Linked DNA regions of Mus musculus: regions 1, 2, 3, 4, 5 and 7 are each linked to region 6. Evidence: chromatin loops called from intact Hi-C (ENCODE). Cell type or tissue: heart. All regions are shown on one strand.

What was found. Peaks named below come from ENCODE experiments on the same cell type or tissue, not always from the same donor. Only the 100,000 strongest peaks of a DNase experiment are listed, where the experiment ranks them.
Region 1: it touches region 6 in a loop (5-fold over the local background); 27 of 42 quality-filtered maps call a loop at or near these places.
Region 2: a loop joins it to region 6, with 2.3 times the contacts of the local background. A loop is called at or near these places in 3 of 42 quality-filtered maps.
Region 3: it touches region 6 in a loop (3-fold over the local background); 17 of 42 quality-filtered maps call a loop at or near these places.
Region 4: it touches region 6 in a loop (4-fold over the local background); 27 of 42 quality-filtered maps call a loop at or near these places.
Region 5: a loop joins it to region 6, with 5 times the contacts of the local background. A loop is called at or near these places in 20 of 42 quality-filtered maps.
Region 7: a loop joins it to region 6, with 2.5 times the contacts of the local background. A loop is called at or near these places in 6 of 42 quality-filtered maps.

What each region holds. Positions count from the first base shown.
Region 1 is chr11:101,080,364-101,084,363 of GRCm38, reverse strand. It overlaps Hsd17b1 (hydroxysteroid (17-beta) dehydrogenase 1), which reads right to left. Exons shown (of 6, transcript NM_010475.2): 6 at 3,837-4,000. Coasy (Coenzyme A synthase) reads right to left here and starts at 1,799. Exons shown (of 10, transcript NM_001305982.1): 1 at 1,674-1,799; 2 at 658-1,365; 3 at 1-48. The coding sequence starts at 1,354. In heart, a CTCF peak has its summit at 2,087; DNase peaks (open chromatin) are centred at 843 and 1,733; H3K4me3 peaks cover 2,031 bases; H3K27ac peaks cover 2,114 bases; H3K27me3 peaks cover 1,097 bases.
Region 2 is chr11:100,965,084-100,969,083 of GRCm38, reverse strand. All of the region lies in intron 1 of Cavin1 (caveolae associated 1), which reads left to right. Among named protein-coding and RNA genes, the nearest start is that of Cavin1, 3.5 kb to the left of the region's middle. In heart, a CTCF peak has its summit at 1,558; DNase peaks (open chromatin) are centred at 373, 1,003, 1,503, 3,123 and 2 weaker places; H3K4me3 peaks cover 3,238 bases; H3K27ac peaks cover 4,000 bases.
Region 3 is chr11:101,117,893-101,121,892 of GRCm38, reverse strand. Retreg3 (reticulophagy regulator family member 3) reads left to right here and starts at 2,052. Exons shown (of 9, transcript NM_026501.3): 1 at 2,052-2,352. The coding sequence starts at 2,114. It overlaps Tubg1 (tubulin, gamma 1), which reads right to left and starts at 1,776. Exons shown (of 11, transcript NM_134024.3): 1 at 1,651-1,776; 2 at 1,234-1,346; 3 at 895-1,062. The coding sequence starts at 1,699. In heart, CTCF peaks have their summits at 2,040 and 2,239; a DNase peak (open chromatin) is centred at 1,962; H3K4me3 peaks cover 3,274 bases; H3K27ac peaks cover 2,429 bases.
Region 4 is chr11:101,094,187-101,098,186 of GRCm38, reverse strand. It overlaps Psmc3ip (proteasome (prosome, macropain) 26S subunit, ATPase 3, interacting protein), which reads left to right and starts at 2,752. Exons shown (of 8, transcript NM_008949.3): 1 at 2,752-2,844; 2 at 2,929-3,029; 3 at 3,162-3,251. The coding sequence starts at 2,811. It overlaps Retreg3 (reticulophagy regulator family member 3), which reads left to right. Exons shown (of 9, transcript NM_026501.3): 9 at 1-1,865. The coding sequence ends at 24. In heart, a CTCF peak has its summit at 2,359; a DNase peak (open chromatin) is centred at 2,736; H3K4me3 peaks cover 1,925 bases; H3K27ac peaks cover 1,680 bases.
Region 5 is chr11:100,981,177-100,985,176 of GRCm38, reverse strand. No RefSeq gene overlaps it. Among named protein-coding and RNA genes, the nearest start is that of Cavin1, 13 kb to the right of the region's middle. In heart, no CTCF peak of the experiment used is centred here; a DNase peak (open chromatin) is centred at 1,606; H3K4me3 peaks cover 788 bases; H3K27ac peaks cover 947 bases.
Region 6 is chr11:101,172,779-101,176,778 of GRCm38, reverse strand. It overlaps Ccr10 (chemokine (C-C motif) receptor 10), which reads left to right and starts at 1,336. Exons shown (of 2, transcript NM_007721.4): 1 at 1,336-1,379; 2 at 2,101-3,781. The coding sequence starts at 1,356. The coding sequence ends at 3,165. It overlaps Cntnap1 (contactin associated protein-like 1), which reads right to left and starts at 662. Exons shown (of 24, transcript NM_016782.2): 1 at 452-662. The coding sequence starts at 521. In heart, CTCF peaks have their summits at 537 and 1,659 (motif pointing right); DNase peaks (open chromatin) are centred at 248, 2,328, 3,058, 3,388 and 4 weaker places; H3K4me3 peaks cover 3,051 bases; H3K27ac peaks cover 2,781 bases; H3K27me3 peaks cover 787 bases.
Region 7 is chr11:100,889,655-100,893,654 of GRCm38, reverse strand. Stat3 (signal transducer and activator of transcription 3) reads left to right here. Exons shown (of 24, transcript NM_213659.3): 21 at 369-581; 22 at 3,727-3,769. Among named protein-coding and RNA genes, the nearest start is that of Stat5a, 32 kb to the right of the region's middle. In heart, CTCF peaks have their summits at 2,132 and 2,337; DNase peaks (open chromatin) are centred at 1,004, 2,166 and 2,954; H3K4me3 peaks cover 264 bases; H3K27ac peaks cover 2,013 bases.

The DNA of each region.
Region 1 (4,000 bases), 92 kb after region 6:
GCTCCACGCGCTCTGCATACGGCTGGAGCAGCTCGGGGAGCAACTTGCCTGAGGAAGGAGCGAGGAACGGTGAGATCTTTCCCCATTTGGGGAAGAGTGTCCCATAGCACTGAAATCCTCCCAAGCAGTGGCAGCAAGAAAGGGTGAGACAGGGACAGGTTTGGGGGTACAGAAGGGAAAACAAGCATCAGTCACTTTGAGAGCTGACGTGTACTCCAAGAACAAGTTAAGAAATGCCTACAGAGCAGCAGGACCAATAGGTATCAGTTGGTGGAGAACCCCCAAGAACTACTATATTCTTAGAGTCCCCTCACTGTTGATGGCAGTACTGGGTCACCCCCAATCATCTCCTATCCATTTATCTTCAGCGTTTCAAACCTCCGAGCCGATCACTTGGACAACCATGAAGTGCAGAGTCCTTGGTTCCCATTTGGGAAGTTCTGACTTCAGTTAAAAAGTGACTGAACCCCAGACTAAAGATACCACATGTATTCATTTAACAAACAAACGTCCCTTAGCAATAACAGAGTGTCAGACATTGTGGCATTTTGGAAGGTTGAGAAGTGGCCCTACCCTTCCTTGATCTTGGCATTGGGGAAGAACAAGAAAATGTGAAGGCTGCCTTCCATTGCCCTAGTCCAGGGTCCCTTCACTCACTCTTCAACAGATCTTTGTCAGCTACTCCCACCACAAGCTGCTCCTGGGCCAGTACACATGCAACACTGAGCAACACTTTGTGGGCATTGTGCAAGCGGTCAAAAGTGCCACCCACGGCCCCACGGTGGTAGCCACGCACAGGCTGCCTTGGAGATCTGGCAACCGGGGAAGCCGGCCTTATAGTAGAGGGTAAGAGGGCATTCGGGGGCTCCAAAGGCAGCTCTCCAGTTCCATAATCCGGATACAGCAACACAGAAGCCAGCTGTGGAGAACAGCTGTAACAACTGGTGGCATAACGCTCTAGCTGTTGTTTAACAGGGTTGTACTGGCTCCCGTCCAGGGTCTGGAAGTCCGTCAGAACCACTTCTGGAGGGTGGGCCAGATTCTGGACTGAGGACAGCACAGGGAGAAAGGTGCTCTTGGTTTGGATATTGGTCAGTAGAATTCTGACGTCCAGGTGCCTGTGCAGGTCGGCACCAGTGTAGAGGTGCGTGATGAAATCCAGAACCTCAAATGTGGCCTGCACAGGGCTGGCCTGAGGCTGAGCGGGTCCCCCCAGGTTCATGCCCGGCTGCAGGTGCACATAGAGGGTGTGATTCACCAGGCGGGACGCCGAGGTCAGGATGGGAGGCAGGCGTGCGGCCAGGGTGGCCAGCGGCGTTGTCAGCACCAGGAGGCCTGAGCGGAACACGGCCATGCTCTCCAGGCCTGCAGACAGTCAGGGAGACGAAGCGAGAATGACTAGGCAGGCTGAGGCCGAGGCCTGTAGGGGAACTCGGACTCAAGAGGGACCTGGAGCAGGGCAGGGGAGCGTTCGCTGATAGAAACCGGAATCCTGGCAGGGGGAACCCGCCAGGAACCCCTGAGTCATGGGACTGGGGCTTCAGGAATCCCAGCCCCTCTTGTTAGGCTGAACCGGCCATCTGCGAAGACTCGGAGGCGAGGGACTAGAGGGGACGCTGTGGCTCGGGCTGCTTCCCTACTCAGTGAGTTCTTGGGATTCTGCTTCTACTTACACCGCCGTGGAGGCGTCCTAGGCTGCAGCCCGGAAGCACTACCCACCAGCCTCAAAGCGTGGAGCTACGGGAACTCAGAGCAATCAAACAAAGCATCGCCGAGAGACTCCTGGGGCGGGGCGAGGCGGGGCGGGGCGGGGCGGGGCCGAGGGCAGAGGCTTCCGGGCTGAGCGAAACCCTGGCACCGAATCCACTTAGACGAAGCGAGCAGAGAGAGCTGCAAAGCCCTTTTCGCGGATTCCCAGTGTTGTTTGCTTCTTCCAGTTTGCCAGGAGGAGGTGGCAAAGCCAGGATCGGGAACAGTCGGATCGCTTTGCTGTGCTTGTTCTGAGCCAATGTTCCCAGCGATGCTACTAGATATCTCTACCCACATCCCCATTTCACACACAGGAAATTGGTTTTCTGAGTGTTTTGGGACACCTAGAGGCGAAGTCTGGTGCCTTCTATAGAATTCTTTGCGCGTCGTCTAACCCCGTGCTTAGGTTTGCAAGGATAGTTCATTAGCGCTTCGGGGATATCTGGCCCCGGGGTGGGGGAAAAGGAAGAAGACCTAGAGGTCCGGATTCGCGGAGAAGTTAGTGAGGACTGGAGAGTTAATAAATTTGGTAGTGGCGGACGTGAAGGGAAAGCCAGACGCCCATCAGAAAATATCTCAAATCCACGGAGATAGCGGAAAAAGGAAGCAAACTAGCCTCTAGATTCCTGTAAAGGGCCGAGCGCTGATGTGCGATCCCAGAACCATCGCTGCAAATTTGAGATCAGCCTGAATTATCTAGCAAGGCCCTGGACTGGGAAGGGCGGGAGTGCTGCAGCCAGACAGGAGGAGAGGAGACTCTTGTGCTGTGGTCCAGAAATCTGGCCTTGTAAAGTAACTAATTTGTTAAGGAATCAAGATTCTTGCAGGAGACAGTTCAAACTGGATTTTAGAGAGGCGTTTAAGGGAATCAAAACATGTGTTAGTCTTACATTTGGCACAGTTACATTTTGTATTTGTTTGTTTGTTTGTTTTGAAACAGAATCTTACCGTGTAGCCCACACAGTGTTGCTTTTAGTCAATGAGTGTCTATTTAGTGAACTGTTCTAGGTAAAAAGGAGAGAACAGAGAACAAAGTTCCCTGAAGTAGATGCGTGAAGGGGTTGGGATGGTGTCAATACATAATAAGTCCACAGTACATCTGGTGGTGATCAGACAGTAAAGAAGATTTATCAGATGGAAAGACCCAGGCTGGAGTGCAAGGGTTACTTTTTCAGGTTGGGTAGCTCAGGAAAACAGCAAAGACCTGACAAATCAATACAATCACAGACCAGGGAAAGTGAACCAGTTAAAAGACGGCAAGTGTAGGCACTGGTGACCCACACCTTTGATCTCAGCACTGGGGAGACAGAGGCAGGCAGAATCTGAGGCCAGCCTGGTCTACAGTTTCAGTTCTAGGACAGCCAGGGCTACAGAGAAACCTTGTCTCAAAAAAACAAACACAAAGAAACAACAACAAAAACAACTATCAATGAAGCTTTTAAGGAGGTCATGAGATCAGAAGGGTATACAGATGAAAAAGAGAAAGGATTCAGGTGCACATGGATAAAGCCCAGAGAACCCCATTCAGATATCCAGAACCCAGGTCTTCCCTTCGTGTCCTCTTGTAATGCCAGCACTAGGCAGACAGGGACCTAGGATCCTGGGGCCAAGGTGTTAGACTAGACAAGCTGGAATCATAGGCTCCAAGTCCAGTGAGACTCCGGGTCAACAAATAAGGAGCAACTCAAGATTCCTGACTTTAACTGTGGATCTCCACACATGCACACACACACACACACACACACACACCTGCCCATATACATGGGAACACATGATTATGTGTTAGTGGTGGGGACCACAAGCCTGGCCCTAGTTTCACAAGGAGAGGACAGAGAATTAGACATTTCAGTCATCCTTAGTAACATAGCAGTTTCAAGGCCAGCTATTCAACGCTATTCAACAAAAATCGGTGGTGGTTGTTAAAGCCTGTCCCAACTTGCTGGCTTATGGGTTAGAAGCTCTTACAGTTCAATCCAGAAGACCTGAGTTCAATCATTGAACCTTGTAGTGGGAGAGAGTACAAACTTGTCACCTGATCTCCGTACTCTGTGTGACTGCGACGATGGAATGTGTCCCCCTCCACATGATACATGATAATAATAATAAATAAATTTATTGGAAGGAAAAAAAAAACCCTTAGCCTAGCACCTTGGATATCAGCCCTCTTATCTTGACCCATGAAGATGCTGGCACTATTTCAAATGATTCTGAGAAGTGTGTGGTTGCACACATCTAAGGTCCCAGCACGCAG
Region 2 (4,000 bases), 210 kb after region 6:
GAGTCAGTGCAGTGCAGATTTGTCCCTGCGCTCCCCATCCCTGACCCCCTTGAGAGTAAGGCTGAGCTGAGTGTGGACTTAGTGCTCTTTCCCTGGGAGGGAATGTGCTGAGCTCTGCGTCCTCCTGCTTGGGCCTAGTTGATGCTTCTACTCCTAATAGGAGTGATGGTTGTAGGGTTAGTTTATGCTCCTGAAGGGAATGGAAACGTGCTCTACCTTCAAAGATCTTTGTAAAGGGGCTGTGATCACCAAGCTCAGAGACTTTCTTGATTAAGATGCCCCAGAGTAACCATGTGATGTGAGATGAGGACCTTCGCTTAGTTTCCCTAAGAGTAACCATGAGCGATGCAGATGGGACAGTGTCTGGGGAAGAATGGAGCAGACCATATTCTTGGAATCCTTGGTGGTAGGCCAGAGGCAGAGCAGGCCTGCTCCCAGCTCCTGCCTCTACATACTGCTGGGGTACTCTCTCAAGGGGCCTGCAAAAAGCTTTGCCCGGCTGGTGTTTACCCGGGGCCCCAATCATTTCAGAGGCCAAAGCAACCTGGGACATATAACACAACCCAGTCTAAAACAAACAAAAAAAGCTTTGCGTCTCCCATTTATAGCACCCACTGGGTAGGAGAAGAGTGTTGACTTAGAAAGCCATTTCCACTCAGTCTAATGCTTGGAAGCAGGAGGTGTGGGTCCTGTGGGTTGTTTTTGAGACCGGTGCGGCCCTTGCCACACAGGTGATGTTTAGGGAAAGAGAAGTAAGCTAGCTCGCTCCTTCTGTGCTTGTCACAAAGAACTTGGACAGGTGACTTTCTCATTAAATGGACCAGGTTGTGCAGTCTGGGGACATTCTCAACCTGGAGGTAAACCTCCCCAGGCTGAGGAGGGTGATTCTGAGAGAAAGGACAAGTGTTGAGTGGGTGGACGACTTCTCTGATGGGGTCATCCTCCTCTCTGATCTGTTCCAGCTCCAGCATCGGACAGTCATCACTATCTGACTAGTGTGGTGGGGTGGGGCATGCACTAGATGGCTTTGACTGTATCTGAAACACCAAGCCAGTGAGTGAGGAGGGAAGAATTAAGGGAGAGTGGCTTGGGACTGGGGGTGGAGAGATGGCTCAGTCATAAACAGCACTGGGTGCCCTTCCAGAGAACCAGTCACCCCCATGATGGCTAACAACAATCTAACTCCAGTTCTAGGGGTTTCAACACCCTCTTCTGCCTCAGCAAGGGTGCTGCACAGACATGAATACAGGCAAAACACCCATACGCAAAATTTAAAAAATAAATAAATCTCAAAAGAAAGAAGTGTCTCTGTCACTTAAGTGACAGGGACAAGCTCAGAGGTAAGGACCCAGCTTCCAGGACATGGGATGGGGCTCAGAGTTGCAAAACTTCCCTGAGCTGCCCCAAGGATGTTCCAGGTGGGGTGAGGGGGTGGAACCTCCCATGTTGGAGGAAAGCGGCCTGCTCTCCTCCCGGGTCTGCAGAGGTCCACGGTCTGAGAAAAGAATAGGGTAAAAATAGCCCTGTGTCTTGGCAGGCCTAATAGGGAAGACTGGGGGCGGCAGAGTTTATGGGAAACTCAGGATAAGGAGATGGCCAGGCAGAGAGAGCAAGGAAGGCAGGGGTGGGGAGTGGAGGGGGGGCACCGACTGGAAAAGGGCTCCCATATGATATGAGTTTTTAGGGAAAGCAGAAAGGAGATTCTAAATTCCCCCTCTAGGTGTGGGAAGTCTTGATATGGCAAAAGGGATATCATAGGAGACAGAACCCAAGGGTCTGGGTGTCTTAGTGCTGGGATCAGGATGTCTGGCCACCCATGCCGTATTCCTGGTGTGGGGATCCCGAATGTGGCCATCAACAAAAGCAAGTGGTTTGGCGTCTCATTCTGTCCTATAGGGTAAGAGTTATAGGCAACAGCTAGTGAAGGGGAGGTTCTTATTATTATTATTATTGTTATTATTACTTTGTTTTGTTTGAGACAGAGCTTTTTGCTTGCTTGTTTCTTTCTTTCTTTTTGTGCAGCTCTGGCTGTCCTGGAACTCCCTCTGTAGACCAGGCTGGCCTCAAATTCAGAGATAGATCCACCTGCCTCTGCCTCCAGAGTGCTACCATTAAAGGTGTGTGCCACCACTACTGGACAGGGTAGTGAAGTCTAAAAGTTGTAGACTGGGGGCCTCTGGGAAGTCTGGGTAATTTGTGCAGATGGAGGCGGCTGAAACACCTTGCAACCCAGGAGAGCTGAAATCCACACAGCCACTCGTACAGTGAAGATTCTGACACTTCCAGCTCTAGATTAGAATCTAGAAGGCGAGACAAAATGGAAACAAAGGCTTTCTTGACATTGTAACTTTTCCAAGCTCAAGTGCCCTAGGCAAAGTGATTTACCATTGCCCTCTATCCCCCAAAGGTGGGCTAGTTTGGATGAGGCAAAGCCGATACCCTTTGGATTTGCTCCCCGGCCTGGGGAGAGGACCCAGAAGCCTTGAAGAGATCAGATTACTCACAGACACTAAAGGAGAGGACAGTATGGCTGGAATGAGGGTTTGCTGGCTTCTCCTCAAAATTTCACCAGCCTTTAATTCCTTCCTTCCTGTGCTCCTGGTGGATCACCGGTACCTTTCTCTAGAAGAACCCTAAACCTTTATCTAAAAATACTTGCAGCTTGTTGCTACGCTCCCTTTTACCCCCTTAGCCTCATCCCTGTGGCGTGTGTCTACCAAGCCTAACTGATGGCTTTGGGCTTCTTTTCTTGGTCGTGCAATCCAAAGCAGACAGGGTATTTTTAGGGGCATTCCCAGGACTGAAGGAAATCTTACTATCTGCTCACCTACCTCCCCGTTTTAAAAGTCAAATCTGACTATTGTAAAAGTCAAAGTTTAAAAGGTGGGACAAGGGTATAAAGCCAGCAGCTGGTAGCAAGAGGGGACAGGGTAGCATGCCACTAAGCAACAGCCTCAGAGATGAGGGGAGGGCGGCCCGTTCCCGGAGCTTAGGTGGGGTAGCAAAGCTAAATGCAACACTATCTGTGTGAATATTTCATCCGTCTGTGGCTCTGGCCCTCTGAGAAGATAACCAGCTTCATCCTCTCCATTGTGTGTCTTAGGAAGCTGGGGCCCAGACCAGGGGAAGTTACATGCCTATTGTCACTTAAGCGATGAGGTAACGTTAAAACTGGGGCCAGCTGAGTGTGGTAGTGCACAGCTGGCCTCCAAGCTCTCTGGACCCTATGGAAGCAGGACTGTGAGTTTGAGATCAGCCTGGGCTACTTAGGGAGACCCTCTCAAAACAACAACCACCACCCCAAACAAGCAAACAGGGGACAGGACTCTCACTTTGTTGGCTGGGGTACTGGCTTACAGCCCTGGGATCCATCTCTAGCACCACATAAATTAGCTGGGTGGCCATGTCCCTCTCAGCTATATAGCCAGTTTGAGGTCAACCTGAGCTACAGGAGACACTGACTGGGCAAACTGGGCAAGAAGCTGGGTCTGTTGCTCCTTATTGGGGTGCTGTGGTGTGTGTGTGTGTGTATACAGACACATGTGCTATGTTGGTTACAAGTGGCCAACTGTGGAGTATTGATGGCCATTAGCGGCTGAAATAAAAGCAAAGACTGGTTACCCAGACACAAGAGAGCAGGGGAAGAAGTTCCTGGAGTAAGGAGTAAGCTCCAGGCCAGCCAGGGGTGTCCCTGGCTTAGGCGTCCTTTCTAGGAGAGTCATTTTCCACCCACCTCCCTGATGTTCCTGTCTCTTCCCCGGACTCTGCAGGCTGGGACCTGTTGCTGCCTTGGAGTTTTACATGCCTTACTGAACATCGCTATTGTCTGAGTCTGCTGTTTCCCCAACTGTCCCTCTCCCAAGTTCAAGAGTGTGAGCTCTGGAGAGGGTCGGAAGCTGCCCCTGGGAACCCCATAGGCCCACCTGTCCTGAAGACAGCTTGGTTTTAGGTTCTGATTTCTCTCTGTGTTATAGTGTCTGATAGTCTAAGCCCTGGAAAG
Region 3 (4,000 bases), 55 kb after region 6:
CAGCCATCTCTACCACTGTAGCTCATGCCCACCTAGTCATCTGACTTCAGGAAGATTTATCTGTTTCCTCACTAAAAGTAAAACACAGGTCCACACTTCGCCATTTAATATCCACAGGACCAGATATTTTTAGAAATCAAAATTCTTCAGGTTCTGAAAGGTAGTTTTGGGCATACAATCATAAATTGCATATTAGCTGGGCAATGGCGGAGCACACCTTTAACCTCGCCATTTAGGAGGCAGAGGCAGGTGGATCTCTGTTTGAGGCCAGCCTGGTCTACAAAGTGAGTTCCAGGACAGCCAAGGCTAAGTAGAGAAACTTTCTCAAAATAAATAAATATTCATATTTAACAAAAAGATCACGTCAAGGCTGTGGATGTGATGCATAGCTCAGCAATCTAAGTTTGTCTAGTATGTGATGTTTAGCACATTCCTAGAACCTGCCAAATAAACAGTACTGATACAGCCGTGGAGCTTGGAGGTGTGTTATCAGACATTTCTACAGTGAGAGGCCTGAGTGCTGACAATAAGGTAACGAGATACATCAACATAGCCTTCCTTCTCCATTGCGCATTGGTTTTGCTAAGTGAAGTTTGAAATATCTTTGATTTCAGAGTTTTGTTTTGAGTCTGAAGAAGTAGATAAAATATCATAAACCCATGGTACTTACTTCTAGGGTTAGTCAGAGGTTTACAAAGATAACACAGAAAGTATTTAAATGGCCTGCAACAAAGCACTAGCTAGACTGCGTCCTTAGCGTTCCAGTTAGCTCCTGGAGCCATGGCTATCTTACTCAGCACTCGAACATCTCTGACCTAGTTTCATCTGTAGAAAAACCACAGGGCCTGTGCCCACCCACAGAGTTGAGAGCCCTTCAGGGGAACAGCAAATGACCTGGGAGAATCCGCTGGCCCAGTTGTTGCCAGCTCCTCCGCCATGCTCCGACAGGTAGATGTTCTCTGGGTTGTAGAGCTTAGCATAGGAGGAGTTTAGGATGGAATGGATCACCCGGGGCTCCAGGTCCAGCAGCACAGCCCGGGGGATGTAGTGCTCATCATCTGCCTGTCAGAGGGAAGCCAGGATGGGTCAAGTCCTGAAGCCTCCCAACTCTGGCTCCTGCAGGCTCTCCCTCAAGATAGCCACTCTGTTCCCATCCATCCACTCAGAGTTTCCCAGCACCAGATCGCGCTGCCAGTCCCGCCAGGGTCCTGGTCAAGTCACTTGGGGGAGCACCTGGTAGAAAAAGACGTCCTTTCGGTCAGTGCCCTCCGTGGCGAACTCTTCTACGATGCCCTCGGGACTGATGCCATGCTCGGCACATAGCTGTTTCCAGAACTCGAACCCAACTAAGAGAGGGAGGCGGAAGGTGAAGAAAAAAGATACGTGAGTCTGGGTAGGTTCCAAATAGCCAGTGGGGGATTTGAACGCCTGGGTCTAGGGATCTAGATTAGCCTTGGGACTCCCTAGTGTCTAGGCCAATGACTGGACAGGGGAAGGTCCATTGGCTTTAGGCAGTTGGGCACAGGGTTGGGAATCGCCTTTGTGGGGGAGAACTAGGATTCTGCAGACAGACCGAAGCTATGACCTTATTGCGAGGGCCTCTTGCACCTAAGGAACCTGGGAGGCAGAGGGTCTGGGAGGTTCGCTCACTCTGATTGCCGCACTGGCCCAACTGTAGGGTGATGATTTCTCTCGGCATCGCTCCTCAGACATCGGCGTTGCAGTCTCTCCCGCCAGCAACACCGCCGACCGCTAGCGCGCTCGCCGGCAAGACGCAGGCGCCAGACAATGCGCTCCACCCCTAATCGTTCTCCGCTCCAATGGGAGCTGGGTTCTGCAGATGAAATTTCCTCCTTCATCGGGCTTCAGTCGTGCGAGTTGCGCGTGCGCGGCTCCGAATCGCGCTCAGCGCCGGGAACGCATTTCGACGCAGTGTTCTCTTCCGTCTGATGAATGCGCACCGGAGCGTCTGCGCATGCGCGCGTGGGCGTTCCGGCACTTGCCCCGCCCCGCCCCTTCTCCGCCCGGCCGCAGCCAAATCGTGCTTCTGCGCAGTCGGTGTTATTGTGACTCCCGGGCCGTGGCCCCGGATGTTGTGGCTGCTGAAGGGGAGATGGAGGAGGCTGAAGGGGTGGCCGCGGCCCCGGGTCCAGCTTCGGGGTTGGCTTTCAGGGGCCGCCGAGCTATGTCCGGCTCCTGGGAGCGCGACCAGCAGGTTGAGGCGGCGCAGCGGACCCTGGTGGAGGTGCTGGGCCCTTACGAGCCTCTGCTGAGCCGGGTGCAGGCAGCCCTGGTGTGGGAGCGGCCGGCCAGGAGCGCCCTGTGGTGCCTGGGGCTGAACGCGGCGTTCTGGTGAGACACCCGGACCCTCACTGACCCTACTAGGCGGGAATTCCTCAGGTTGTTCTGGGGGGGGGGGTGTCGATCTCTCACCTGCCCTGTCCTGCCTTCTTTCGTCGCCCTGGCTGCTTCTGATACTTGCCTGATAATGCTTCACTTTCCCCAGCATCCCGCCTGCCTCCAGGCTTTGGCACCCCGGGTGCTCGCAGGGCCTTCCTGGTCTTCTCCACTTGCCCCCACGACTCGCCAGAGAATCTGGTACCATCCCGTGTCGCTCGCAGTAAGCCGGGGTGCCTCTTGTTAGCGAGAGAAAGTGATTTCACTTCGAGACCATTTCCTCCGTTTCTCTTGCTTGCCCCAGGGTGGTGGTTCCGAGAGGTTTTAACTTAACGATGATGGGAGGAGAGGCAGAAGGGTATCCCTGGGTGTGAGGAGGAAAACAAGCTTGAGCCGGTTATCATGGATTATTAGCATGTTAGATACCGTCTCACCCAGTCAAGTTGGTGAAGTTTGTGTGGAGTTTCAGCTTGAAAGAAAAGTAGATGTATTAAGAAGGAAAAAATTAAAAAACAGTGGTGATCTTTCATCTGTTTCAGAGCCACTTAGGATTGCAACGCTTCCCCCCAAAAATTAGACCTTAGCTGTGGTTCAAGGAGTTTGAGGCTGTCTGAGAGCCGTTGAGTTCTCTTTCACTGGACAAGTGGCTTTATATTAAAGTGTGTGTTTCATTCTCTGGAAAAAATGAGAGCACCTAGGAGGAGTTTGGGCTTCATCGAGTCTACCAACCATGGTTTGGGTTTATTAATAACCATAGTACTGATCAAATTCCAAGGGAACTGACATATCACTGAGGCTTCTACAACCAGAAGAGATGAGACTCTTTGAATAAGCCTGTGTGTGTGTATGTGTATAGGGGTGTGGTCCTGAGATGGGGTGGTCGTGAGGAGTTGTGGGTACTTGTAGAGGCTAGAAGCATCAGATCCCCCTGGAGCTGGAGATAGGTGGGGGTTGCTGGGAACTGAACTTCTCTGGGAGAGCAGTATGTGCTCTTAGCCACCGAACCATCTCTCTAGCTCTGGAACACATTTCAAAGCTGCAACAGATTTGCTGGTCCTCAACAGTGTATTCTTTTTTGGCTCCAAATATCCTCTCCACAGAGCAGGCCTTGAACTTCTGACCTTCCTGCTCCCAGCTCCCGAGGATTGGGGCTATTGACACTGGCCACCATGCTGTACCATAGTGTTTACTTAGGCTAAGTCTGCGTTTAGAATCTTTCTCAGAACCCCTCTTGTGCTAAGTTGTGACTGATCCCTATCTCTGGCATTTCCGGGTAGTATGCCTGCTGTGTAGCCACAATGCAGGAGGTGGGGGAGAGATCCACCAAAGTGAGTGTGGCCTAAGACTTAAAAAACAATTGAGCTTGTCATTTATAGAGGGGACTCATACCTTGGGAGGGGTACAGATAGTATTAAAGTCCAAGCGGGTTAAAGTAGTCAGACATTGGCACTTATAGAATTGTTTTGGGAGAATGAATTTCTTTGAGGGCTAAACACAGTTCACTCCTCAGTAGTGTCTTTGTGAGTGTTGTCATTTCACTTAGTAGAGTAAAGAATGACTAGATTTTCAACGAATTGAAGAAGTATCACTAAGTTAGGTCAGA
Region 4 (4,000 bases), 79 kb after region 6:
CCTGCCAGTTCTAGGAGCCACTGAGAGACTCCTTTGAGGGGGGTCACTGTGCTGTAGGTTATTTTCCTCCACCCCACTTACTGTGATGGGGCAAGGGAAGAACCCAGTCTTGTCCCCTGAATTTTATCTGTGTGCTGGGTGGCCTGGCTGATGCAGAGGCCTGCTAAGAGAACGTACTCTTACCTGCTGCCAGTGAGACATCGTATCTGTGCTTAGTCACTGAAGTGAGAACATACTCCCGCCCCAAGGGAGGCTTCTCTCCATCAGGGTGGTACACGGGCAACAAAGTAGGGATTTGATTCCCCTTTGAGGAGGTAGTGCTGTTTGCTTTTAGGTCTGGGTGCTCAGGGGCCCTCACTGATACAAGAGCCCATCTCTTCTCCTCACCTCACTGGAGCCACAGAAGCCAGGCAGCAGCTACAGGAGTTATCATCTGTGTCTTTTACCATGATTTGATTTGTGTTCTCAAAGCAAGTGTGCCCTTTGGTTCTGCAGAGCAGGCCCACTTCCTGTCCCTGAGCCCATCTTCATTTCTAGAGGGCTGACCCTGAGCACTCCAGAGTGCTTGCAGAGTTTGAGAAATGTGAACATGCTGTGGGGCTGAGCCTCTGCTATATCACCGTGAGCTGTAGGATCAGCTGGCTGGCTGGGTTGGTGAGTGCCTACCTTGAGGTCTCATGAAAGCTCCTGGAGCTGTGTGGTTGTCTTTGGTGCTGTTAACCCTTGGCTCCATTTGACCATCAATCTGAGCAATGAGCAAAGCAATATCATATCCATGTTTATGTCCCTCCTCCTTCCCTTGCTCCTCCTCTGGAGAAGCACTAATTACACAGGGGATAGCAAAGTAGCACTTTACAAATGGCCATGGCGTTCATCCCAAGAGCCACCAGCTCTTCTTACCATACCACTTCCTAACTCCTGTAAGGATGAGCCCAGTTAGTAAGGATGTTGGTAATCAGCAGAGACCATTCTCAAGGGTAGGTGTTCTGCAGCCCCGAATCAAATCATGTGAAAACCCCTTAAATGATCATTGGTTCTCAACCTGTGCCAGCATACTGCCTCTCTGTCTCCCAAATCAGAGCTCAAGCCAAATTCTTCTATCCTCTTTCCCTCTTGCATTAACCTTTGCTGATCCTCAGGGACCACTCCCCCAGCACTTTTGTGTTTGGGTGAGGGATGTTGGACAGAGCCCATTTTTATGTGCTGCAGGTTGGGGGTTGTGCTAACACTTTTGCTCTTGGTTGATGGACAAGATAGAGGCCAGGGAGTGAATAACAGTGAGAAGAGGAATGGCAGGTGCCTGTTTCATAGTCAGTGAGTGTGAAAGTTAGGCATAATAATGGCATCTCCCCACTTTAGGGTTCTCAAATACTTTGGACATCTCTTTCCTTAGAGCCAGGTAGATGTCTTACAGGTGAACTCGATGATGTGGAAAAGAACAAAAAAAGGGAGGTGAGGGAAAGGCTTGGGGTTTTGCGTGTTTGCATGAGTGTGTGTAGCTTCATGCTTTGGGAGTTGGCAAGAGGAAGAGGGAGGGAAGGGGAGCAAGCAAATCCAGGTCTTTTCTTGTACCAGTGGAACCTGCTCTGAATCTCCCAAGTCCTCCACTGTGAATTGGGCTGGGTGGGGGGGTGCAGGGGAATAAATCTTGTATGAGAACAATCTTTTAAGAGACTGCTGTTTCGTTGTGTACTTCCTTGATAAGTCTTCTCATTAATCTGATAATAGCTAATCTGGTGTGGTGATCCTCAGAAGAGGAAGCCCAGGTGGATGTCAGGGACCCTCCTGCCCTTTCTGTTTTTCCCTCTTGAGGCCACGTCTCCCCCCTACAACCAAGACATAAATATAACTAATACCTTGCGGGCATTTGTCAATTGTTATTTTTTTTCTCTTTTAGATTTATCTTTTTGTTTGTTTTTTTAGACAGGGTTTCTCTGTGTAACCCTGACTGTCCTGGAACTCACTCTGTAGACCAGGCTGGCCTCGAACTCAGAAATCCGCCTGCCTCTGCCTCCCAAGTGCTGGGATTAAAGGCGTGCGCCACCTCGCCGGGCTCTGAATAATGGCTTAATGAAGTTTTAGGTTGAAGGACTGAAAAATTAATACTGTGCCCTTCCACTGAGCTGCAAGGACAGCTGCTCTTTGACCGTCAGCAGACCTCAGAAACTAGAAATATTTATTTCAGGCTCCTCCGGACTGGCCACTGTGGTCAGGAATGGAAAGCACCTGCCAGGTGTGGCAGCTCATAACTGGAGACTTCAAGCTTTGTGGCTTGAGTAGCCCCCATTCCTAACCGTCTTTCTTGGGCGTTCAAATGACACTAGGTGTCGAGCGCCCCCTACATGCGACACGAAAATCGTTGGTGTCCTTGGCGTTCACAGCCACCCTCTGACAAAAGTACCTACAGGTCCTTTATACGTGAGAAAACTAGTCCCACTCCTGTGGAGGACTAGCTCTGTGCACCCTTGAGCGGCGTGGTAGATGACCCGGCTCCCACACCACGCGGGTTTAGCTCAAGGTCACGAGTGCTCAAACTCGGCCTAACAGGGTCTGGCGGCTTATAGAAAGGACCGCTCACCACAGGCAGCACTGCGGGCCCAGGAGGCGGCCGCTGACCTGTCACTAAGGCCGGGGACTGCGACTTCTTGACAGCCGCTACTAGGGCTACGGGGTCCCGGAAGGTCCGGGTACTCTTCCGGCAGGCTTCTTCCTTAGCCAATCAGCGTTAAGGTCCCGCCTCCTCACCGGAAGGAGGCGTTTCCCGGAGCAACCGACCAGTCCAGCTCTCGAGTTTGGTGGCGGGAAAGGCCATGAGTAAAAGCCGGGCCGAGGCTGCGGCTGGAGGTAACGGCAAAGCCCGCAAGACCCGGGAGGGGAATAGGAGAGGGGGTCGGAGGTGACCCCCATATCCTACCTCGTCTCCCGCAGCCCCCGGGATCATCCTGAGGTACCTGCAAGAACAAAACCGGCCCTACAGCGCCCAGGACGTGTTCGGAAACCTACAGAAGGAACATGGACTGGGCAAGGCGGTGAGAACCCCCTTTGCGGGGGCTCCCTCCCCGCTGGACTCCCTTGTTAGCCTTGGGTCCTGCCTTCCTTGTCACAACAGAAATCTCCCCCGTCTGGGGTCGCGCTAATTGTTTCACCCTCTCCTCTGCTAGGCGGTAGTGAAGGCGCTGGATCAGCTGGCCCAGGAAGGCAAGATCAAAGAGAAGACCTACGGCAAGCAGAAAATTTATTTTGCCGATCAGGTGAGAACTCAGATTAACACTCACCTGAGAGCTTGTCTGAGTGAATCTCAGCATTTCGTGTGTTGAGGCATGCCGGGCAGTGGTGGCGCACGCCTTTAATTCCAGCACTTGGGAGGCAGAGGCAGGTGGATTTCTCAGTTCGAGGACAGCCAGGGCTACACAGAGAAACCTGTTTCGGGGAAAAAAAAAAAGTGTTGAGGCACCTCACAAAATAATCTAATCAGTGGTATGAAAGAGCTTCAGATACTCTTAAGTCAGTTGTACGCTGCACGCTGCCTTCATCAGTGTTCATTTGAGCTATGAACAAAGGAAGACCCTGACTCACAACTCCTAGTCTCGTTTCTGCTATCGTTTCCTGCCAAATCATTTTTCCTCTTCCTCTGCCCCACTACCCCAAACACATCAAATTTACATTCTCCTACCCAGACTTCTCTCTGGATAATTATTATCCAGATAATATTGAGTACCAGCATCGATATGGCCAATGTTGAATGCTTACTCTCTGCCCCCTAATTGGCTTTCTAGCATTTTTCTGTCAGGAAACCTCTCTTCTCAACCCAGAGATTAGAATGTAAGTCTTTGTCTCTCTTATTTATACACCTGATATGTGTGGCTATTTGTCAATTATATCTGATTACCCCCATCCACCCTCTTTTTTGAGATTAGCCCTCACTACGTGGCCCAGGCTAGCTCAATTTTATTTATTTATTTATTTTGCAGTTGTTAAATCTAACGTGTCATCACTGCTC
Region 5 (4,000 bases), 190 kb after region 6:
TTACAGATGGTTGTGAGCCACCATGTGGTTGCTGGGAATTGAACTCAGGACCTCTGGAAGAGCAGTCAGTGCTCTTAACTGCTGAGCCATCTCTCCAGCCCTACAAGTTAAAATTTTTTTTTTTTTTTGAGACAGGGTTTCTCTGTGTAGCCCTGGCTGTCCTGGAACTCACTTTGTAGACCAGGCTGGCCTCGAACTCAGAAATCCTCCTGCCTCTGCCTCCCAAGTGCTGGGATTAAAGGCGTGCGCCACCACGCCCGGCACAAGTTAATTTTTTTAACTTAAAGTTAAAATTAAGAGCTCTTTGCCCCATCTACTGCGAGAATGAAACCATTCTCAGCAATCACAGGAGTAAGGTCTTTCTCTCTGTGTGTGTGTGTCTCTCTCTCGGTATGTCTCTCTCTCTCTCTCTCTCTTTCTCACACACACACACACACACACACACACACACACACACACACACACACACACTTAATAAATGTTGCCAGGTGGTGTCAGCCCTTACCTTTTAATCCCAGCACCTTTGAGGCAGAGACAGGTGGACCTCTGTTAGTTCAAGGCCAGCCTGGTTTACAGAGTGATTTCTAGAACAGCCAGGGCTACACAGAAAAAACCTGTCTCAAAAACACCAAACCAAATCAAACCAACCAAACAACCAAACAACCAAACAACCAAACAAACAAAACCCTGAACATCAACCTCAAACCAAAAAGCAAAACCAAACCAACCAAACAAAAGAATGTGCTCTGCCCTTCCAGGCTTCAATTCCCATACCGGCACTGGGCAGCTTACAGCATGCCTTGACTGAAACACCCTCTTCTGGTTTTTATACGTATTATCAAAGACAACAAAAGGAATGATGGTTTCTGGGCCCTTCCTGTGCATCTCCTTGCAGTCTGACTCCACACAAGTCCCTTTACCTCCGTGCTTCAGTGTCTACCGCTCAGTAAGGACTTCTAAAAACAGGGCTACACAGTGGGAAATTGTGTGGAACCTTCTGGAGAACCATGGCATGCCAATGTGGCACGCACCTAACACTCTTGCTAGTTTTTACCTGGTTCAGAGTATTTCCCAGAGACCTTGTGACTTCTTTTTTCAAATTAAGACTTACCCTAATATGAAAAAAAAATTAAAAAATGTTTAAAATTGTAGCACCTCCCCCGCTTCCCCAAATCATTAATAAAAGGCAGTTCACAAAGCGGGGGAGGATTGTGCAGCACGTGGAGCCAAGAGGCGGCTCGCTTCCAGTGTATGATACATATTTACATTAATAACGGCAAGGAACATAGCTACCTTTACTGGATAGCTGAACTTCCCTGTTAGGACTCCAAACATGCTGTCAAAGTCATTTTGCAGCAGAACATAGGATCTGCCGTCAAGTTTCTAAGACATGGAGACAAGGCCTGCCTTTCTGAAAAACACCCCATCAAACAGGTGGTGATTTCTTCCTCAAGATGCAGCTGCGCCCCAGAACTTTACCCAGCGTTTGGTTCTCAATGGAGGGCTTACCAGAAGAGGCAAGAGAGGAGATCCAGAAAGGGCTTGAGTTGCCTTGGCCCAGATAGTGACAGGCACACTCACTGCTGCACCAGAGCGCCCTCTGGTGGGATAATTTAGAGCTGAGCTGGAAGCTGGTCCGCCCCTCCCGCAGGGTCGCTCTGGGAGACCCTCACTCTCCTCTAAGGCGGGGTCTGGGCCGTGCTATTGTTGTAGTAGGGTCTTTAGACACCTCGAAGCTGGTGTTGCTACCCTCCCAGAAGCAGAAGAGGAGCCGATGCGACTCAGTTCTTGACTTCCTAGATTGCCTGTTGATCACTGAGTACAGCGTTCTCTGGTTAAGATATTTAAGCCCTGTGCTTATGACTTACCGCTAGGGCTGGAGGTTCGTTCAGATCCTTTAATAGAGAACTGGTCTAGCACGCACCAAGGGATCCACTGCCCAGCGTTAACGCGATGGGGTAGCACACACCTGTCATCCAACGCTGAGGAAGGAGAGGCAAGACAATCAGGAATTTAAAGCCATCCCAGACTTCACAGAGAAGTCGAGACCAGATTGGACTAAAGGAGACTGTCTCAAAAGCAAGCAAACAAAACTTAAGGACTTGCAATTGTTCTGTATGATTTTATGCTACCAGATAGTGAGTTTGGTTTGCTTTAGTGGTGCAAGAGGGTTACCGTGGGGCGGGGCAGAGGATTGATTTTAGGATCTCAAGTGTTCCAAGCAAACACTGTATTGTGATCCCGACTCTCTCTCTTCTGCCTCCCTCCCTCCCTCCCTCCCTCCCTCCCTCCCTCCCTCCCTCCCTTCCTTCCTTCCTTCCTTCCTTCCTTCCTTCCTTCCTTCCTTCCTTCCTTCCTTCCTTCCTTTTTCTTCTTTCAATAGACCGGACCTTTACTAACCACCTTAACCTTCAGTGGTGCTGCCGCCGTTGCTGCAGGTAGACAAGCTGAGCCTGCTGCAGGGTCTAACAAAATAACACTGCCAGGGAGGAGCTGGGAGAGTTCACATCCAGTATCTTGTGTTTGCTTTGGTTTGGGTTTTATTTTTGTTTTCCGTTTCTCTGTGTAGCCTTGCTGGCCTGGAACTCACAGAGATCTGCCTGCCTCTACCTCGGGAGTGCTGGATTAAAGTCCTGTACCACCACTTCCTGGCAACATCGAGTATCTTGTAGGAAACAATATGAGAAGGTTTGAGAAGTGGTGTGCACATAGCAAAATGGTCCATAAACTAGCCTGGAGGGCTTTCTACTTCCAAATCTGGGACAATGTGAGCAAGCATAAATCGATGCTACTGGTGGACGTGAAAGCAGGCCTGTAATGGATAGAGGAGGAGGAGGAGGATTAAGAATTCAAGCCTAAAGGGGGCGGTGGTGGCGCACGTCTCGGCTATACAGAGAAACCCCGTCTCAGGGGAAAAAAAAAAAAAAAAGAATTCAATCCTAGCCTAGGCTACAGGAGATGTAACACACAAACAAAATAGTGAGAGTAAAAATAAAATTATACATCATTAAACAAAATAGTAATTCGAAAGTCTATAGTTTATATAAGTCAAATAGGAGATAGAGAGAGAGATTCCCTTGGAGAACATCAATTTGGGTAGAGAAGAAATAAAATGGAACTAGAGATTTACCAGTCTAAGGCTGGAGAGATGGTACAGTAGTTAGAACACTTACTGCTTTTTGTAGAGGACCAGGGCTCCATTCCCAACATCCATAAAGTAGGTCACAAAAAGTTTCAGAGGATCCAACAGGCAGGCATATGGTGCACATACATGCATACTGTCAAAACATTTGTACCCACAAATACATAACTACATATAAATAAATAAATATAAACTTAAATAAAAAATTATCATTGAATAGCTATCATAGAACTCAATAATTCAATCAGAAAATTCAATGCATTCTTAAACTAATGAGCAGAAGTTTATTGGGAAATTGAATATTAAACTAGTCATAAAATATTGCTCTGGAAAAAAATATTTACAGTTTATAAGAGAGATAAGGAGTCATTTCCTACGGGAAATCTGGCTGGCAGATGGCATCCTTGACCCTGAAGTGACCAGGGTTAACTGCTGTAGTAATGGGCAGGTCACATATTTTGTCTACCTGGGAAAAGGAACTCAGCTTCCCTCTTTCCGCTGTCCCTGCTGTGACAAATCCCCTCCACCTAATCTCATGGGAACTTGGGCAACATTTTCAGAATGAGTGTCCTATAACCTTCAAAAGGTCTGCTATCAAAGTCAAGGGCGGAATGAGGAGCTATTGCCCCAGTTGAAGGGAGCCCTTTAAAGAGGCAGTTATCCAGCTGAGGGGTGTATCTTTGGGGCTGAAGTGCTTACCTACCATGCATAAGGTCTGGGGTTTGATTGTAAACCAAATGTATAACTCACATCTCAACTTCCAGCACGGAGGGGACTGAGGCAGATGGACCTCTGTGAGTTTGAGAGCAGCCTAGTCTACATAGCTAGTTCCAGGCCAGTCATGCTACATAGAGAGGC
Region 6 (4,000 bases):
GCCTTAGTCAGGGTCAATAACTCCTATTTGAATTCGAGCCATAAAACCCAGCCTCAACCACAAACCCTACCTAGTTCCTGGGTCAGCTCCCAATTCTAGCCCCAGCCCCTTAGGGAAAAGCCTCAACTCTAGCCTGGGTCACCAGTACCACACTTAGAGCCAACCTTAACCTCAAACCTAGGCACCGGCTCCCGCTTGGATTAACAGCTCCAAATCCCCTGGGCTGACTGGTTCCTCAGATCAGAGATCAGCACCAGACAGCAGTGGTGCGCGCTCAGCAGCCTCAAAGCTGCATTGCGGAGCGCTGGGGAGAGGTAGGAAAAAGACGGGAGCGAGCTGGCGCGTACAGGGAAGGACCGGCGACCACCCAGCCGCAATGCGGTGTAGGACTCGCCCTACAAGCTCCAGATTCCTGCACCAAATCCCACCTGCCTCTGAGACCAGCACTCACAGTAGCCCCAGCCCCAAGCTCCAGAGACCACCGTGGCGAGCAGGATGCTGAAGAGCCGGAGACTCATCATGCGGAGCTGACCAACGCTGGGTGTCAGCCTTGTTGCGCCGCTAGGGCTCCCGTTCTGGCTCAGGCCCCCAGCTTTTCTCCTGGGTTCACGGCTGACCAAAGCTTTTTTCCGTCCTTATCCACCCTTCCCTCTCTCCTACCCCCAATCTCTCTCTCTCTCTCTCTCTCTCTCTCTCTCTCTCTCTCTCTCTCTCTCTCTCTCTCTCTCTCCTTCTCTCCCTCCCTCTCCCTCCCTCTCTCTGCCCCCTTCCCCCAGCCTTTCTCCTGGCACGCACGTTTTTTCCTGGACCCCGCGCAAGCGCATGCCTCAGCCCTATTACGAAAGGGCGGGGTAGACAACCTGCCGTTGGGAAATACCCCCAATTAACCCAAGGCTGACAAGGACTGGGGCTACAGGGTGGTAAAAAAGAGAAGTCAGAGGAGGCGAGGTGAGCCTAGCATTTTCATGAAAAGGAAAAAGCTTTGAAGAAGGACACCTAGAGATGGAATGAAGGGCAAATTTAAAATCTAAAAAAAAAATAAATAAAATAAATAAAAATAAAAATGTTTTCTGAAGGTGAATCGTGCTCCTGGCTCAGTGCTGGACACCTTTGTAACTGTCAACTCCGTGCTTTCATCTTACTGTACTTTACACAGCGAAGGCTCAGAGGAAAACAAAACTTGTGCAAGACCATGCAAGCATTCCTTTTCCTTTGACTAGATAGAAATCGGGCAAGGTGGGATGGAAACGTGAACCCTCCTCCTTGGCCCTCCTCCCCACCCCTTCCTTCCTGCCCCCGCTAGTTATTTAACTTTAGCCTCTGTGGCTGTACCTCAGAAACCCTTGTAGCCAGAGATGGGGACCAAGCCCACAGAGCAGGTGGGAGTCGGGGCAGGGAGGGGGAGAAGGGTTGCAGAGAGGGTGGGGAAGGGGAAAGGGATGGGGTTCCCTGCCTGACAGCAGGCCTCTGTCATCTAGCACCTGTGAGGAGCCTACAAATCCTACCTAAGACCCCTTTGGTGTGAATGTTTTCAATACATCTGTGCTCTAACAGTAGGGTGGGGAGGAGAGAAGGGAAAGGAAACAGAAGCCCCTTTAGCCTAAGCTTGAAGTCTAGGGTCCAGGGCTGAAGCAAAGCCCTGCATCTGACTTACTTTCCAGGAGAGGGCACTGCAAAGCGAACAGAAGCGCTGAGATTTATTAATAATACAAATGCTTGCTCTAGGGCGAGTTAGATGTTTCTGTTGTCTATTATCTTGCACGGTTTCAACAGTGCTCACTGCTAGCTTGCCAGGTGGGCTGAACGGGGCTTTTCTACACCGGGTAAAACACATTTAGGAAGTGGCGTCCAGAAAAAGCCGGTGGCTGCTCAAGGTCATCCAGGAAGCTGGAAGCAGAGTTAGAGAGACTGCAAGCGAAGCTTAACTGCCTGTTCAGGGCACACTAGCAAGAATCTGGAGAGAGAGAGAGAGAGAGAGAGAGAGAGAGAGAGAGAGAGAGAGAGTCATCTGGTATTGAGGCTTTGAATGAGGCACCTATGTGAGATGGAAGGGTGTGGGAATGTCTTACACGGTCCCTCTTCTCATTTTGATGCCACCAGGTCTCCTGGGGACTTTACTCCGGGTACGATGAGGAGGCCTATTCGGTTGGGCCGCTGCCAGAGCTCTGTTACAAGGCTGATGTCCAGGCTTTCAGTCGGGCCTTCCAACCCAGTGTCTCCCTGATGGTGGCTGTACTGGGTCTGGCTGGCAATGGCCTAGTCTTGGCCACCCATCTGGCAGCCAGACGAACTACCCGATCTCCCACCTCCGTTCACCTGCTCCAGTTGGCCCTGGCTGACCTTTTATTGGCCCTGACTTTGCCTTTTGCTGCAGCAGGGGCTCTTCAGGGCTGGAATCTAGGAAGTACCACCTGCCGTGCCATCTCAGGCCTCTACTCGGCCTCTTTCCACGCTGGCTTCCTCTTCCTAGCCTGTATCAGCGCCGACCGCTATGTGGCCATCGCACGAGCTCTCCCAGCCGGGCAGCGGCCCTCAACGCCTAGCCGAGCGCACTTGGTTTCAGTCTTCGTGTGGCTGTTGTCGCTGTTTCTGGCTCTACCTGCGCTCCTTTTCAGCCGGGACGGGCCACGTGAAGGCCAACGACGCTGTCGGCTCATTTTTCCCGAAAGCCTCACGCAGACTGTGAAAGGGGCAAGCGCAGTGGCGCAGGTGGTCCTCGGCTTCGCGCTCCCTCTGGGCGTCATGGCAGCCTGTTATGCGCTCCTGGGCCGCACGCTTCTGGCCGCCAGGGGGCCAGAGCGGCGGCGTGCACTGCGCGTCGTGGTGGCTTTGGTGGTGGCCTTCGTGGTGCTGCAGTTGCCCTACAGCCTTGCCCTGCTGCTGGATACAGCCGATCTACTGGCAGCCCGCGAGCGGAGCTGCTCCTCCAGCAAGCGCAAGGATCTAGCTTTGCTGGTCACCGGCGGCTTGACCCTGGTCCGTTGCAGCCTCAATCCGGTGCTTTATGCCTTTTTGGGCCTGCGTTTCCGCCGGGACCTGCGGAGGCTGCTCCAGGGCGGAGGATGCAGCCCGAAGCCCAACCCTCGTGGCCGCTGCCCCCGTCGACTCCGCCTTTCTTCCTGCTCTGCTCCTACTGAGACCCACAGTCTCTCTTGGGACAACTAGGGCTACAATTCCAGAGAAGGGGGAGGGCTAAAGAAACAATCCCAGGGAGGGTAATAGAAAGGGGAGTAAGTAGGGGGACGTTGAGAAAGACTTCAGGATCTAAAGAGATTGCCTCTGCGCTTAATTAAATTGATTCTGTGCAAATGAGATGCAACCCAACTACTGTTACTATTTTTGAATTACCAGCTTTGGTTGCAGCAAGGCCAAGACAGTGGGTTACACCCCACGCCCCTGCTTGCGTCTCAGTGGGAGGTGTGAAGGGACAGGGGTTGCTGAGTCGGCTAAAGCTTTGAGTACTGACACGCCCTATGCTTCACTCGGTCTCTGCCAACCGAGGTGAGGTGGGAAAGCTGCCAGGTGAGGAGGGGCGGGGTTTCTCCTCGGGAGTCAGTGTAAGAAAGGGCTTTCTAATAACCCTATCGCTATCCAGTAGTGGCTGCTTTAGCAAGTACCTAGATCCCAGCGTGTGAAATGTATGGGGTGATGCTGTCCCCAGCTGTACGTGCGTGGGTCTGGTAGAGGCTGGAGGCAAGAGATTCTAGTTTGGGGTAGGTTTTTGGATCCCTTCTAAAGTCCTGCTGTGCAAAGAAAAACGCTAATTAAAAAGTTGAGTCTGATGGTGTGTGGACTGGATACCTGTAGCCCCAGCCACTCCAGAGGTTGAGACAGGAAGATCAATAATAATAACAATATCCTGCCTAAGAAGAAATAGAAAAATGTCAAGGTGGACTTTTCTACCTAGGATATATATATATATATATATATATATATATATATATATATATATGAATGAGGGGGATTGCAATTTGCAAATTTTCCGAGAGGTGTTACTGGG
Region 7 (4,000 bases), 280 kb after region 6:
TTGCCTCCTGTATCACTTGCTCCACCTGCTGGCCACTGGCAGCACCCGGCTACTTCATGTTCTGGGTACTACTGCCCCCTGAAGGGCAGAGAGGGCCTGTGCCTCCTGAAGAGGTGGCCTGCCAGTTTGTCCTGTTCACTCATTTGGCTAACATTTGTGTAGAAAAGTGTGATTGAAATCTTACTTCTGTACTCCCTTTCCTGCCTACCCCGTTAATACATTTGCGGCAGGTGTTTTTGCCTATGAGCCAGCTGGATCTCTACAAGCCCGCCTGGATATTGCCTCAGTTCCAAGTCACTGGGCAGGGCATTCAGAGTCTCCAGCACTCACTCCACTGGCATAATCTCTCCTTCCATGGTCCGTGACAGGCAAGACCCAGATCCAGTCTGTAGAGCCATACACCAAGCAGCAGCTGAACAACATGTCATTTGCTGAAATCATCATGGGCTATAAGATCATGGATGCGACCAACATCCTGGTGTCTCCACTTGTCTACCTCTACCCCGACATTCCCAAGGAGGAGGCATTTGGAAAGTACTGTAGGCCCGAGAGCCAGGAGCACCCCGAAGCCGACCCAGGTAGTTGTTGACTTTCCATGGCTTTGCCTTCCTTCCTAGTGAGAAAGTACGCATCCTTGGAGAGACAAGGACATGGCTGAGTATCTTGTGGGAGCAGGGCTTGGTGATTCCTTCTTTTGGGAAAGAGTGGTTTATTGGGTTCCTTGACAGGGTGACTAACTCAGGATTCAAGAGGAGGACAGAATCAGCCCTCAGGGAGCTTGGAAGTCTGAAGATGAAAATAGTATCTCTCCCTCTTCCTCTCTTCTCCCTTTCCATCTCCCCCTCCCTCCCACCCCGCCACTTTAAAACACTAGAAAGAGAAATGAAGGCAGGTCTCTCTGGTGCTTCTCCAGTCAGTGGGTTCCAGAAGACCCGAGACAGATTTGAGTCCAGCATGCTTTGCTGTCCTGAGTGAGCAGTGCCAGGAGTCTGAAGAAAGGCTTTCTGGGGCAGTGGCTGTTGGCAGCCTGGGGCAGAGCTGACATCAAGCTGGAGGTGTTGATGTTCCAGAGATGATGACTGGAGGGAATGTGGACTTGGCATTTAGAAACAAGATGCATCTACTCTGTGGGAGTGCGTGTGGCTGTAAATCAGCATTTCTCAGCCTTTCACGGAGCGCTTAAGACTATAGGAAAACAGAGATTTCCATTATGATTCATAACTGTAGCAAAATTACAGCTATGAAGTAGTAAGAAAAAGTAATGTATGGTTGGGGTCACCACAACATGAGGAGCTGTATTAAAGGGTCATAGCATTCAGAAGGTTGAGAACTGCTGGTATAAATTATATGAAAAATAGAAATTATGTTGTGTTAAGTCTGTAGTGTCTGGGGCGGTCCCAGTGTAAAGAGTCAGAGGTGTCTGGTCTGAAGCCATTTCAAACTTGTTGCATTGACGCTTGCCTCTGTCCTTATGCTGGTGAGGAGTCTGGTTTTCTAAGACTGTTGTTGATCATTGCACATGCTGAGCTCCGAGGTGCCCTGTGTGAGCCGGCCTCCTTGCTCTGAGGTGCCCTGTGTGAGCCGGCCTCCTTGCTCTGAGGTGCCCTGTGTGAGCCGGCCTCCTTGCTCTGAGGTGCCCTGTGTGAGCCGGCCTCCTTGCTCTGAGGTGCCTTGTGTGAGCCGGCCTCCTTGCTCTGGTGTTTTTTCACCAACCGCTTCTGTTCACATAGCACCTGCACACAGCTTCCCCGGCTCTGCCCACCATTCTTGGAGGAGTCGCTTGTTGACGGTTACTTTCCTTTCCCTTTGTTCTGCTGTTGAGTTCTCTTCATTCTGTGGAGGAGTTCAGCTCTCACTTCCTGTCTGTCCCTTATCTCTGCTTCCACCTTGCCTTCAGTTGGAAGATCTGTTTATCAGTCCCTCTCACACTGGTCTTTGTTCTTTTCACAGAGGACTTTGAAGTCCGAGCACTGATCCTTTTGACTAATTTTGCTTTCAAGATCCAGGCCCCTGGTCAGGCATCCACCTCCATCACCATTCCTGTGTAGGCTGCCCAGAGACATTCCTCAGGGGCAAGGCCTGGGCATGAGAAAGGAGCCCACTGCCTGATGGGCTTGCCTGTGAGCCTAGGGAGAGTGCACTGGGGGCTCCGGAGCCCGATGATGGAAGGGTAGGGGGTTCAGATGATCCCCTTAGGGAGGTGAGCCTGTATGTCCCTGTCCTCTGCCCCTGCTACAGGAGTATTGCAGTAGAGACCTCCCCGGAGCCTCGTCCTGGGTCTTCCTTGTCTGTCAGGAGGCTGTAATATACCCTGTGCTCCTCTGGAGGGATTTTGAGCAAGTTCACCAGGCAGCAACAGGATGTTCCTTCTCTCTTCCATCTCCAGTCTGTGTCCCGCACTCCTACCTCGGGCCGGGTCAAAGAATATTTCTCTCTTGACCACTGGAGAATGAAAGTCTTCTCTTCTCCGCTCTAACTTATTGTGTATGCATGTGTGTTGGGGGTGGTCCTTGTTGGAGGACCTTGAGGGTGTCAGCTCTCTCCTTCTACCATGTAGCCCCTGAGGACAGAGCTCAGGCTTGGTGACAGATGACTTAAGCACTAAGCCATCTCCCTGATCCCCTCTGTCTCTTTAAGGTGACAGTTCTCACTCTAGAGACCTTTTCTAGAACTGTAGGCAGCACAGTTGCCTCAATAATTCCTTTGCTTCTGTGCTGAGTTAACCTGTTTCTTGGCCACAAATGAGCTTGCATATTCATCTAAGAGCACTTTCTAATGGCTTCTCCCAGGGGTTTGTCTTGCTGGATGCTTGTAAGCCCCAGTGTTCTGTCTGTGCTTTTCTTAGCCTACCCACACAGCCCCAGGCCCGCTGCGAGCATCATTAACTGAACCCCCAGGGCTTCATGCCAGTGTCCCCAGGGCTTCCAGATTTCTTGGCCTAACATTTCAGTCCTCACATTTCCAACATAAACGGCAGAGATGGAAGACAGCCAGTCCTGTCTCTTTCTCTGTCCCACACATGAAAGAGATGGCGCCTTGGCCAGGTTTCCTGGCTGTTGCACATGTTCTCGGACCTGGTGTCCTGTCTCCCAGTGGCTGGGGTATGTTTTCCTGATTGGAAGTGGCTTTGGAGCCTCCAGCACGTAAGCATTTAGTCCTGTTGGTGTCTGGGCTGGTCACCAAACAGGGAAGTCAATTCACAAGTGTGACCAGGTCACAGGAGAAGCCTAACGCTACACAAAGATGGTTGGTCGCTCAGGCAGGGTGGGGAAGGATGCACAAGAGTTGGCGGTAGGCCGGGCAGTGGTGGTGCACACCTTTAATCCCAGCACTTGGGAAGCAGAGGCAGGCGGATTTCTGAGTTCAAGCCCAGCCTGGTCTACAGAGTAAGTTCCAGGACAGCCAGGGCTACACAGAGAAACCCTGTCTCAAAAAAACAAAAAACAAAAACAAAAGAGTTGACGGTAGGCTGGGTAGAGGTGGGGCAGGTGTCTCTGCAGAAGTCTTTGCAGCTCAGGAAATTCTATGGAAGAGATAGAACTTCAAACTGCAAGACTGGATGGCAAGCAGCATGTGATGAGGGAGGACAGCCCTAAGAGCTGGACTGCGGTGTCTGGGCAGTTTCTGTAAGGTTGGCTCACGCCGTCTGGGAGAGGCAGGAGGATTCCTCTTGCATGTTCTCAAAGCAAGTCACAATCTGTTAAAGCCCGGGTTTCCTCTCTGCAGGTGCTGCCCCGTACCTGAAGACCAAGTTCATCTGTGTGACACCGTAAGTGGCCGCCCTTCCCAGTTTCGCATTCATTTCTAGTGTCCTAGTGTGCTCAGTTGTCCCCAGGAATAGGGAGGACATGGGGTGAGAGTTACCGTGAAGGGCTGGTAGCTGCTGGGCTTGTTTAGTGCTCAGAGTGACCTTGTGTGTTTAAAAAGCTTGAGTTTTTATTTTTTCTGTTGGAGACCAGAGTTTGATGGCTTGTGTGTGTGTGTTTGTTCTTTTTTTTTT